Linked DNA regions of Homo sapiens: all the other regions are linked to region 3. Evidence: read pairs that join two places in POLR2A ChIA-PET (ENCODE). Cell type or tissue: GM12878. All regions are shown on one strand. Region 1 overlaps SCN11A (sodium voltage-gated channel alpha subunit 11). Region 2 overlaps SLC22A14 (solute carrier family 22 member 14). Region 3 overlaps OXSR1 (oxidative stress responsive kinase 1).

Region 1 (4,000 bases), 740 kb after region 3:
TCTTTGAATCTAAAAAGCTCAATAAATCCAAAGTGAAATAATTTTTAAATCAATAACTACGTGCAAAATAGTGAAATTTTGAAACATCAAAGGCAACTAGATTCTGAAAGCTGCCATAGAGAAAATAAAGATCGTGTACCAATGAACGGCAATTTAATTCTTGGCTGATACCTCAATATCAATAAAAGAATACAGAAATCAGTAGAGTAAAATGTTCAATATATTGAGAGGAAAAAACCCAAAACTGTCAACTTAAACTTGTATGCTGATAAAAAACTATTTCAAAAAACGACAGTAAAATACAGACAATTTCAGACAAAAACTAAGAAAAATTTACCATTAAAAGATCCTCACTGAAGAAAATCCTAAAAAATATACTTCAAGCAGAAGAAAAATTCTTCCAAATGCCAAGTCTGAGACACATGAAGGGATGGTGAGTAAAAACGTAGGTGGATATGAATAGGAGGATACAGCTAAGCAAACTCTGACTCTGAAGTTAATAATAACATTAACAATAGTAATAATGTCTAATAGAATAATGTCTAATTCGAGGGGTGAGAAGGTAAGCTGGAAATAAAATATGGGATAACAAAAGCATCTAAGTTGAGAGAAGTTAACAAGAATTAAAGCATTCTCAGATCCTCGTACTGGTCTAATTCAGCAGGATTAATATTTGGATTGGTTTTGGTTTAGTGCAGGCATGTTAAAACACTTGCTCAACAAATTGTTCAACTTCTTTAGCAAGCTGAGCAAGTTGTTCAAGTGGACATAGAGTGGATAACTTTTTCCAAACAAGTCGAGAAGGAAATTTTAGTAAGAAAAGGAAAAGAAGTCAAGAATGAAGATTGTTAAACATTATGTAAAGTGACAATACAGTCACAAAAAGATAGATATTATATGATTACACTTATATGAGATACCTAGCAATTCATAGAGACAGAAAGTAAAATGGTAGTAGCCAGGGGCCGGGAGGAGGGGAGAAAGAGGAGTTGTTTAATGGATATAGAGTTTCAATTTGGGAAGATGAAAAAGCTCTGGAGATTGATCTCACAAACATGTGAATGTACTTAACGCTATATTGAATGGTACACTTTAAAATGGTAGGATGGTAAATTTTATGTTAGGTGTATTTACCACAATATTTTAAAAGGAAAAAAGAGTGGAAATTGTTTAGAATTTTTTTAACCATAAAATGCAGTATAAAGAGAAAACACATAATAAGCATAATAAGATAGTATAAATATATTTTAATATATCAGTAATCACTTTAAAGTTCAATATACTTAACTCTCCAGTGTCATTGTTTTCATATTGGATTTAAAATAACAATCCAGTTACATGCTTGTTATGAGACACAATTAAAATATAAGAAGGCAGAAATATTGAAAGTCAAAGAACAGTAATATACATACTGTCATAAACCAAGTTTCCATACTTATGAGGACTGTTTCTTAGTTTTTACACACTCAAAACATCTACTCACACCTCCCACAAGACACTTTTGAATGCAGCAGACTTAAGGCCTGGGGAGGTGATGGCAGAAATTGCATTACAGAAATACAAACAATTTCAAATCAAATACAGTTAGAGCATTCATAATCTAAAAAATCTGAAGTCAGCAATGCTCCAAAATCTGCAACATTTTGAGCACTGATATGACATTCAAAGGAAATGCTCACTGAAACATTTCAGGTTTCATATTTTCAGATTAGGAATGCTCAACCGGCCTGCAAATATTCCAAAATCTTTAAAAATCTGAAATCCAAGGTACTTCTTGTCCCAAGTATTTTGGATAAGGGATACTAAACCTGTATTGCACACTTGATCTTAGCAGTTCTTTGGTCACCCCACTCCAAAGCTCCAGGCATCATATAATCTCATTGGCTTCTCCCTTAACCCTTCCCCTCTCTCTCCCACACTTGCACCCAGGATCTCTAATTCTTCTTGCTCATCATGCCCAGCAATTCAGCTTTCTCCCGTCCCCCTACCCAAACCCAGTCAATATTCAAATCCATGTAGACGCTCTGAATAATGACAGACATTTTACTTAATAAGAGCCTTCCTTCTCAGAAGGTAGTGATTTATTATTATATGTAGAATTAGAAGCAATCAGGAGAATATTTTAATATCAAATACTGCACAGAGTGTGGCTCATTCCAGAGCAGTAGTTTCTAACCAGCAGTGAGCATCCAACTTCTCAAAAGCCTCTCTGCAAATCCTCTTAATCAGACCTCCTACCATGGATTTGGATCCACAAGTATTTCTGTTAAGCTAAAGAGAAAACAAAAAGAAATTACTGTTGCTGAGTAGGTTGTGATCACTCAAAAAGGAGAAAGAGTGGGTTTCCACTCCACTCTTGACTTCCTAGTCCAGCCCTCCTAATTTGTCTGAAATGTTGCCATGGTTTCTTCTCTAGCCAGTTGGCCTGCTATTCCTCCTCCCGCTCCACTGGCCCTGTACACGCCACATCTGAGACCAGGGCTGCTCAGAAGACTCGGAGGGCTCCCCATTGGCACTGGATAAGAATTCTATCACCTGAACAAGTCACTTTACCCCTCTATGCCTCAGTTCCTTCATTTGTAAGTTGTAGATGGTAGTAATTTGTAGGCAGTCATGAGGTTGATACGGGAATGAAGAGTCAATATTTGAAAACCCTTTAGAACATTGCTTGATACATCATAAGTGCTCAACAAATGCAAGCCATTACCACTGTTAGTGTTGTTTGTGTTTTCTCTGGTTTTGATCACACCTCTTTGCTCTGCAAGTAAAGCTGCAGAATATGGCCCTACCTTCACCTGCCTTTCCAGACTCATTTCCCACTGATACCCAAATTGGAACATCTCCATCACCCAACAACATGCCTTGGAGCTTCCCCTTCTGCGCTTAGCTTACTCTGTAACTTCTACTTGGAATGCATGTTTTTCTTTCTCTCTACATATTGATTAATCAGCAGATAAGCCATTCTTTCAAAGGCATAGCTCAAGTTTACCTCCTCCATGGACTTTTCTCTTCTTGCCACCATCCCATATTAAATCTGCATCATCTCTCACCAGGAATATTTGAATGGTCAGACCATCTTCAGCCTCTCCCCACCAATATTACTATTCTCAATGCTTTCAGAAAATTATTTTCCTTTTAGAAGAACATACATTCACTGATTGTCTATGATGTGCCAAGCACTGTTGGAACCTTCTGCAATATTGCAACTACCCACATACAACAGGTATTACTATCCCCATTTTACAGACAAGAAAACTGATGCTCAATGCCAAGATCACAGAGCTGGTGGTGGAGAGGCCAGGATCCATGACCACATCTGCTTCCTGCAGAACCCACACTTCTTCCACCACAGTCATCTCTGCTCCAGGTTTGCCATTTTTGCCACTTCTACCGAACACCTGTATAACTATTAACTTACTATTTTTATTTATATCAAGTCTATTTTTATTCTTAGATATATTCTTTTTAAAATCTGTATGTCACTCCTGTTCATTAAAAATGAATAACACTTTTCCTCGGCACGGTAGCTCATACCTGTAATCCCAGAACTTTGGGAGGCCCAGGTGGGTGGATAATTTGAGATGAGGAGTTCAAGACCAGTCTGGCCAACATGGTGAAACCTCGTTTCTACTAAAAATACAAAAATTAGCTGGACGTGGTGGCACACACCTGTAATCCCAGCTACTCGGGAGGCTGAGGCAGGAGAATTGCTTGAGCCTGGGAGGCAGAGGTTGCGGTGAACCGAGATCACGCCACTGCACTCCAGTCAGGATGACAGAGTGAGACCCTGTCTCAAAAAAAAAAATTAATAACTCTTTTCATAAACAGAAAGTAATATAAAGTGAAATGAAGATAATTTGATTTTATTAAATTTAAACATGATAAGGAAGGATAAAGAAAAGCTCCCTAATGTGGTTTGTGGACCCAGCGTGCTTTGGCCCTGTCCCCTCCAGCCTCGGCCCCTCCGCTCTCTGCCTTGCCCTTCCACAGCAGCCTTCTT
Region 2 (4,000 bases), 66 kb after region 3:
GAAGGGTTGGGGGTTGTTAGAAAGCCCTTCCCCAAACAGCCTCACACCTTGAGTCTTAAGTCCGGCAGCCATGCTAATCATTTTTAACCGGCTGACAGGTACCTGGTATTTTCCTCCAATTCTAAGGAAGGATAGGACAGAATAGCAAGCAAAAGTAGTCCAATATTACTCACTGCTTTGGAGATCCCTTTGTGGTTGCCAAAATGTTACTGGGGGTCCTTGCTTCCAGAGCTCCCAAGATGGTGGCAGGCCACTTCCAAGATGGTGGCGGGCTGCTTCCAAGATGGTAGCAAGCCTCTTGTTGTCTGACTTGGGGTTCTTGGCCTCACAGATTCCAAAGAATGGAACCTTGGGCCATGCAGTGAGTGTTAGAGCTCTATTAGAAGCTGTGGGTCACAGAAGAGAGCCGTGGAACCCAGCGACTAGTGTTCAGCTCAATTGGGATGAACCCGGGCACTTAGCTGTGCAGGAACAATGGCAAGCCTTTAGCCTAATCCAGAGCAGCAATGGGCACCTCGCTGGATCAGGAGCACATGAGACACCCTGCCAGATTCGGAGGGGTGGAAGTCAGCGGTGGGTCTGTGACGGCGACAAACAGCAGTGGTGGACGGCGAGTGAAAGCTCAGCTCAAGCTGTAACAAACACGGACCAGAAGAGTGTGCAGTTGCAAGATTTAATAGAGTGAAAACAGAGCTCCCATAAAATGGGAGGGGACCCAAAGAGGGTAGCCGTTGCCAGCTCGAATGCCTGGGTTTATATCCTGATCATTTTCCCTCCCTCTGTGCTCTCAGGCAATAGATGATTGGCTATTTCTTTACCTCCTGGTTTTGCCTAATTAGCATTTTAGTGAGCTCTCTTTACTACCTGTTTGGTCAGGTATGAGCTAAGTTGCAAGCCCCGTGTTTAAAGGTGGATGCGGTCACCTTCCCAGCTAGGCTTAGGGATTCTTAGTCAGCCTAGAAAATCCAGCTAGTCCTGTCTCTCAATGTCTTCTTAGTCTCCTACAGTCTGGGAAAGTTCCTCAGCCTTTTTCATGCTTTAATACTTGAAAAGTACTAGGCAGTTATTTTGTAGAATGCCCCTAAATCTGTTTGGTGGTGGGATTTTTTTTTTAATTTTCTTCCACTTTTATTTTAAGTTCAGGGGTACATGTGCAGGATGTGCAGATTTGTTACACAGGTAAATGTGTCCCATGGTGGTTTGCTGCATGGATCAATCCATCACCTAAGTATTAAGCCTAGCATCCATTAGCTATTCTTCCTGATGCTCTCCCTTCCCCACCCAGCCTTGTTTGGTGTTTTCTTATGATTATATTAAGGCATATATTTCTGGCAAGAATACCTCAGAAGTGCTGTTGTGCCCTTAGTACATCATATGCAGGGGTGTATGATGTCATCATATCCCATTACTGGTGATTTTAATTTTGATTACTTGGTTAAAATGATATCTGCCAAATTTCTTCACTATGAAGTTATTATTTTCCCCTTTGTAAATGATAAGTATCTTATAGTGAGACACACTCTGATATTATGTAATTATCTGTTTCTCATATTTTCATCCTCTAATTTTAATATTCATCAATGATTCTTGCCTGTAACAATTATAACTGGTGCTTGCCAAATGGTGATTTTTGAATTTTCATCATTTTTTCTACACTTATTACTGCGGGATTCTACAGTAAAGAAGAGCTGTCCCTTTGATACTACTTATTTATTCACTTATTTATATTATTATGGACTCATATTTATTCTATGGGTTATAACATATTACTATCATTATTTATTTTATTGCTAAAATTGTCCCAGATTTGTCCACTGGGGACACACCTTCAGTTTGGCTCCTGTGTTCTTTTGATGTGCCCCCATCATTTTAGGGTGCTTTCTTGCTTTCTGGCACCACAAGATATTTTATAATCATCTTGTACTGTCCCTGCTCCAACCCTGGAATCAACCATTTCTCCAACGAACCCTGGTTCTTTTATTTAGGAACCAATATCTGAGTACTAGGTGTGCTCATTGCTACTAAGCTGTTATTTTTTCTAGGCCATCTAGTGGACAGAGGTAGAAAATAGACTTGCACACACATCTATCTATCTATCTATCTATCTATCTATCTATCTATCTATCTATCTATCTAATCTATCTATCATGAGTTCATTCTGGTACCTTTGGTTCCAATCCAAGACCACAGTCTTCATTCTAGTCTTCCCTGTCTTGTGTGTGTGTGTGTGTGTGTGTGTTTTAGACGGAGTCTTGCTCTGTCACCCAGGCAGTGGCGCCATCTCAGCTCACTGCAACCTCTGCCTCCTGGGTTCAAGCAATTCTCCGCCTCAGCCTCTGGAGTAGCTGGGATTACAGGCAGGTGCCACCATATCCAGCTAGTTTTTGTATTTTTTAGTAGAGACAGGGTTTCAACATGTTGGCCAGGCTGGTCTTGAACTCCTGACCTCAGGTGATCCACCTGCCTTGGCCTCCAAAGTGCTGGGATTACAGGTGTGAGCCACTGTTCCCAGCTTCCCCTGTCCTTTATTGTAACTCCTTTCTCTGACAAAAACCTAGCTCTTATTATCTACAATATAGTTACTTATTTGCTTAAATATTATACACATAGTTTCAGAACTGCAAATCCATCTCTGCGAGAAACAAATTCACTAACTAGGGTAACAGTACTTGTGTACAGTTCTTTTCATCTTTAGCTTTACAATATGTAGTTGATATGCTATTTTTCAGTTACTTAGATTAGTCCTTTTCTTCCCCATCCTCTTCAATGCAGTTATGATGTTTATTTGTATCACATTAGGTTTATTTGCTGCTGTTTGGATTACTTCTTTGTACTGGTTGGTTTTAGTTAATTACTTATTTGGGGATAGGGTGTATGTGAAACCTTACTAAGGTTCTAAAATCAGAATTACACAAAAAGCTATACTCAGAGAACAGTCTCTCCCCTCCCATTCCGTCTACCCCATTCCATTCCCTCATTATTTTCACCCATTCCCACCCACTCACCCTCAGAGATAATTAGTCTCATTAGTTTGTGACTTATCCTCCTGTATTTTTTTCACAAATGAGCAGATACATGTATATTCTTATATCCCCTTTTATTACATGAAGGGCAGCTTACTAGAGATACTCGAGCATTTTGCTTTCTTCACTTACCAATATGGTCTGGAAATCATTCCATATCAATGAATAGACATTTTCCTCATTCTTTTTTACAGCTGCATAATGTCACTTTTTATTTTTGAGATAGTCTCACCCTATCGCCTAGGCTGGAGGGCAGTGGAGCATTCATAGCTCATGGCAGCTTCAATCTCCTGGGCTCAAGTGACTCTCTTGCTTTAGCCTCCCAAGTAGCTGGGACTAACAGCATGCATCACTACACCTGGTTAATTATTTTATATTTTGTAGAGATGGGTCTTATTTTGTTGGCCAGGCTGGTGTTGAATTCCTGGGCTCAAGCAATCCTCCTGCCTCAGCTTCCCAAAGTGCTGGGATTACAGGTGTGAGGCACTGCACCAGTTCTAGTATTGCACTGAGTGGCTATAACACTGTTTATTCAACCAGCCTCCTATGTATATGGATATTTAGGTTTTTTCCCAATATTTTGTGATACAATCAATGCTGCAGTGTGAATAACCTTGTACACATGTATTTTCTTACTGTTGGAAGTGTGTCTTCGGGATAAATTCCCAAAGTGGGATTGCTAAATTAAAAAGTAAGTGTATACATAGTTTTTTAAGTGTATCAGTGGTCTGTAAGACTGCTCTCAGGCTCTGCAATTCACCAGAAGCATTCATGGGCCTCAAAAATTGTTCCAAGGCCAGGTGCAGTGGCTCACGCCTGTAATCCCAGCATTTTGGGAGGCCAAGGTGGGCGGATCACCTAAGGTCAGGAGTTCAAGACCACCCTGGCCAATATGGTAAAACTCTATATCTACCAAAAATACAAAAATTAGCCGGATGTGGTGGTGTGCACCTGTTGTCCCAGCTACTCGGGAGCCT
Region 3 (4,000 bases):
TGGTATTACTCTGCTATCTTTTAGGATGAAAAGGGATGCTAGACAGTAATTGGTAAATTAATTCTAAACTCTGTTTGATAACTGTTTCCAGCTACCAGAGTGAGTTGTGATTTTACATGACATTTATAGCTTTGGGTATAAGTCACAGTACCCTCTTTGGAACTCCAAATTTTCTACTGCCTTTACAGAAAGACTGAAAGAACTTTATTACGCATATGTAATTTCTAAGAAGTTTGGTCATGATGTGAGCATACAGAATGCTTTAATATCTCAGTTTGGGCAGAATATATTAATCTTCCTGTCCATGATACTTTTATGAACCTCTGTGAGAGCAGGGAGAAGAAAATCCTCCCTTTTCCTCACTCTTACTTCTCTGCTCAAGCAGACTTATCCAATGTGAAGGAAAGGAGGCAGTTTGGGCTTCTGCTGATGATAGACTTGAAGAAGGTAAAGGTCTTACACCTTGTATAATATAGTGGTAGGCCTGTCCAAGAAGTTAGAAGCATTATGTCTAGCAGTGGCTTATTCTCTTCCGTAGATCTCACTGCTTGGGAATTTTGATACATTCCAAGAATTTAACACAATGAAGAACCAGAAATGTATATTAAATACTTGGAAATGATATTCTTAATAAGCACTGGTAAAACAGTTAACTTGTCTCTATTTTAGAGATATATCTTTTTCAGTGGCTATAATGCATCGTTACATATCAGAATCACTTGGGGACTTAAAAAAAAAAAGAAAGAAACATGGACAATGTCATCCCAAACCAATTAAAGTCATGACTCTAGTGGATGAGACCTGGACAATTATTCTCATGGATAGCTACTAGGTTAAAAACTCACTTGGCTCATTCCTTCACTTTATGTCAAGTCTACTCAATTGGCCTTTCCTCAGAATAATATTCTCTGATTACTAAAACAGTACCCTCCCATGACTCTCTATCCCTTTACCCTACTTATCACCATCTGACATTTTACAGTGTTTCTTTACCATTAGAATAACAGCTTAATGAGAACAGGGACTTTTTTTCATTGCTGTATCTTCAGTGTGCCTAGAATAGTTCCTGACACACAGGATATTCTTAAATAATATGTATATATTTTTATGCTTATTAATAATATGTATAAAATTTCTATGCTTATTATTGTTTATAATAAATCCCATCTGAGATACGTGTTGATTTATATCTGAAATCTGATTAATTTAAGAAGAGTAAGTTGGGTGCAGTGGCTCATGCCTGTAATCCCAGCACTTTGGGAAGCCAAGGCAGGTGGATCACTTGAGGCCAGGAGTTCAAGACCAGCCTGGCCAACATGGTGAAACCTCGTCTCTACTAAAAATACAAAACTTAGCCTGGTGTGGTAGTACATGTCTGTAATTCCAGCTACTCGGAAGGCTGAGGCATGAGAATCATTTGAATGCAGAAGAGGGAGGTTGCAGTGAGCTGAGATTGTGCCACTGTACTCCAGCCTGGGCGACAGAGCAAGACTCTGTCTCAAAAAAAACAAAAGAAGAGCGAGCCTCAGACCGGGGATATGGTGACTCACGCTTGTAATCCCAGCACCTGTGGGAGGCTGAGGTGGGAGGATAGCTTGATCGCAGGAGTTCAAGGCTAGCCTGAGCAACATAGTGAGACCCCATATCTATAAAAAGAATTTAAAAATTAATGAGCTATGGTGGCATACACCTCTGGTCCCGGCTATTCAGGATGTTGAGGTGGGAGGATCGCTTGAGCCTGGGAGGTTGAAGGCACAGTCAACTGTGATCATACCACTGTACTTCAGCCTGGGTGAATACCTGCATATATTTCCACCCTCCTGCCAAAAATTACCTACTAAAAGAACTGTTAAGAGAATAAAAAGAGATCAAGCACGGTGGCTCACGCCTGTAATCCCAGCACTTTGGGAGGCTGAGGCGGATGGATTGCTTGAGCTCAGGAGTTCAAAACCAGCCTGGGCAACATGGCAGACCCTATCTCTACTAAAAATACAAAAATTAAAATTAGCCAGGCATGGTGGTGCGTGCCTGTGGTCCCAGCTACTCAGGAGGCTGAGGTGGGAGGATTGTTTGAGCCTGCAGGGCAGAGGTTGTAGTGAGCCAAGATCATGCCACTGCACTCCAGCCCGGGTGACAGAGTGAGACTGTGTCTCAAAACGAAAAGAAAAAAGAGAATAAAAAGAAAAGGCATAAACCTCTAGTGGACAAAAAATGAGAGAAGTGAAAGCTGCAACCAAATTTTCAAAACTTTGATGCCCATAAATTAGTGGTAAAGGACTTGGCAAATCAGCAGACTATAATTGCTAAGCCAGTATTAAGAAAAGCTTGAAAGCTACCATATACAACAGAACCCTGAAAGGTAAGGGAATTAATAGTGCCAGGTACCTCCAGAAATGAGAGTGAAAGTAGGGCTAAAAACAGGAAGATTGGTTGACAATCTTAAGATAGAGTTAGACTCTGGTCCCTCCCCCACTCCATGCTGCACTCCAGGAGATGTCTGGAGGTTTATTCTGCAGAAGGGTAAAAGAAATGGTCTCTGAACTGAAGGACACCAGGCACAGTTAAACATGGGAATAACTTACTGAAAAGGGCATTTAAGTAATTGTTTACACATTGAATGTTAAGAATCTATCCATATCACTTCATTCAACTCCTGGAACATAAACATTAAGGCTTATTACCCCATAGACAAGACGTTGAAAAATCCTTATTTGATCAATCTGACTAGCCTAAGAGGAAAAACAGAAGTATTGACATTGGAGGTGGGAAATGCTCACCCACATCACTCTGCAGTGAAGCAAACTCCACCCACTTAAAAGCTCAGTGTTTCCAATCAGTGCTTTAGTTCCTTGCTCTTAAATATGAGCATAGATCTAGGATCACAGGATACCTCAGGGAAACCTCTTAATGTGAAAAATAGAGGTCAAAATAAACAGAAAAAAAGAGAAACTTACAGGAAACAGACTATATAGGAAGATAATTTAAATAAAATCATGACTGTCTTTAGAGATAAGAGTTTATATTTGCCAGGAGTGGTAGCCCATGCCTGTAAATCCCAACACATTAGGAGGAGAAGTCAGGAGGATTGCTTGAGCTCAGGAGTTCTAGACCATCCTGGGTAACAAGGCAAGACCCAGACTCTACCAAAAAAAAAAATTAGCTGGGCATGGTGGCATGTGCCTGTGGTTCCAGCTGCTCAGGAGGCTGAGGCAGGAGGATCGCTTGAGCCCAGGAGGTAGAGGCTGCAGGGAGCTGTGTTCGTGCCACTGCACTTCAGCCTGGGTGACAGAGCAAGACCCTGTCTCAAAAGAAAAAAAAAAAAGAGTTTACATTCACAAAAAGTGAACATGACACTGTTAAAGAAGCTTTCGTGCCATGACAATTCAGTGAAGACTAAAGAATCATCATCTTCAAATGGCCTTGGTACAACTGAATATTCACATGCAGAAGAATGAAGTTGGGTCTTTTACTCTCGTCCTACAAAAAATTAACTCAAAATGGATTGTTGACCTAAATATAAGAGCTAAAGTTATAATACTGTTGGAAGAAAATATAGCTATAAACCTTTGGGAATTTGAGCTAGGCAAAGCTTCCTTAGATATGATACCAAAAATACAAGCAATAAAAGGAAAAAGTAGGTAAATTGATTTTATCAAAAATTAAGACTTTTGTGCTTCAATAGACGCTGGCAAGAAAGTGAAAAGACAACCTACAGAATGGGAATAATTATTTGCAAATCATATATATGATAAGGGACTTGTATCTAGAATATATAAAGAACTTTTGCAACTCAATAATAAAAAGACAACACATTTTTAAAAATGGGCAAAGGATCTGAATAGAAACTTCTTGAAGATACATAAATGGCCAATAAACACATGAAAAGATACTCAGTATTATTAGCCATCAGAGAAATGCAAATCAAAATAACAAAGAGATACCACTTCACACCCACTAGGATGGCTATAATCAAAAAGACAGTAACAACTGTTGGTAAAGA

What was found. Peaks named below come from ENCODE experiments on the same cell type or tissue, not always from the same donor. Only the 100,000 strongest peaks of a DNase experiment are listed, where the experiment ranks them.
Region 1: POLR2A ChIA-PET joins it to region 3 with 6 read pairs; 2 of 35 experiments call an interaction of 5 or more read pairs at or near these places.
Region 2: POLR2A ChIA-PET joins it to region 3 with 5 read pairs; 1 of 35 experiments calls an interaction of 5 or more read pairs at or near these places.

The regions. Positions count from the first base shown.
Region 1 is chr3:38,974,852-38,978,851 of GRCh38, forward strand. All of the region lies in intron 2 of SCN11A (sodium voltage-gated channel alpha subunit 11), which reads right to left. Among named protein-coding and RNA genes, the nearest start is that of SCN11A, 75 kb to the right of the region's middle. In GM12878, no CTCF peak of the experiment used is centred here; no DNase peak of the experiment used is centred here.
Region 2 is chr3:38,296,341-38,300,340 of GRCh38, forward strand. The region is part of intron 1 of SLC22A14 (solute carrier family 22 member 14); the gene reads left to right. Among named protein-coding and RNA genes, the nearest start is that of SLC22A14, 16 kb to the left of the region's middle. In GM12878, a CTCF peak has its summit at 2,035 (motif pointing left); a DNase peak (open chromatin) is centred at 2,021.
Region 3 is chr3:38,230,607-38,234,606 of GRCh38, forward strand. All of the region lies in intron 10 of OXSR1 (oxidative stress responsive kinase 1), which reads left to right. Among named protein-coding and RNA genes, the nearest start is that of SLC22A13, 33 kb to the right of the region's middle. In GM12878, no CTCF peak of the experiment used is centred here; a DNase peak (open chromatin) is centred at 2,235; H3K27ac peaks cover 232 bases.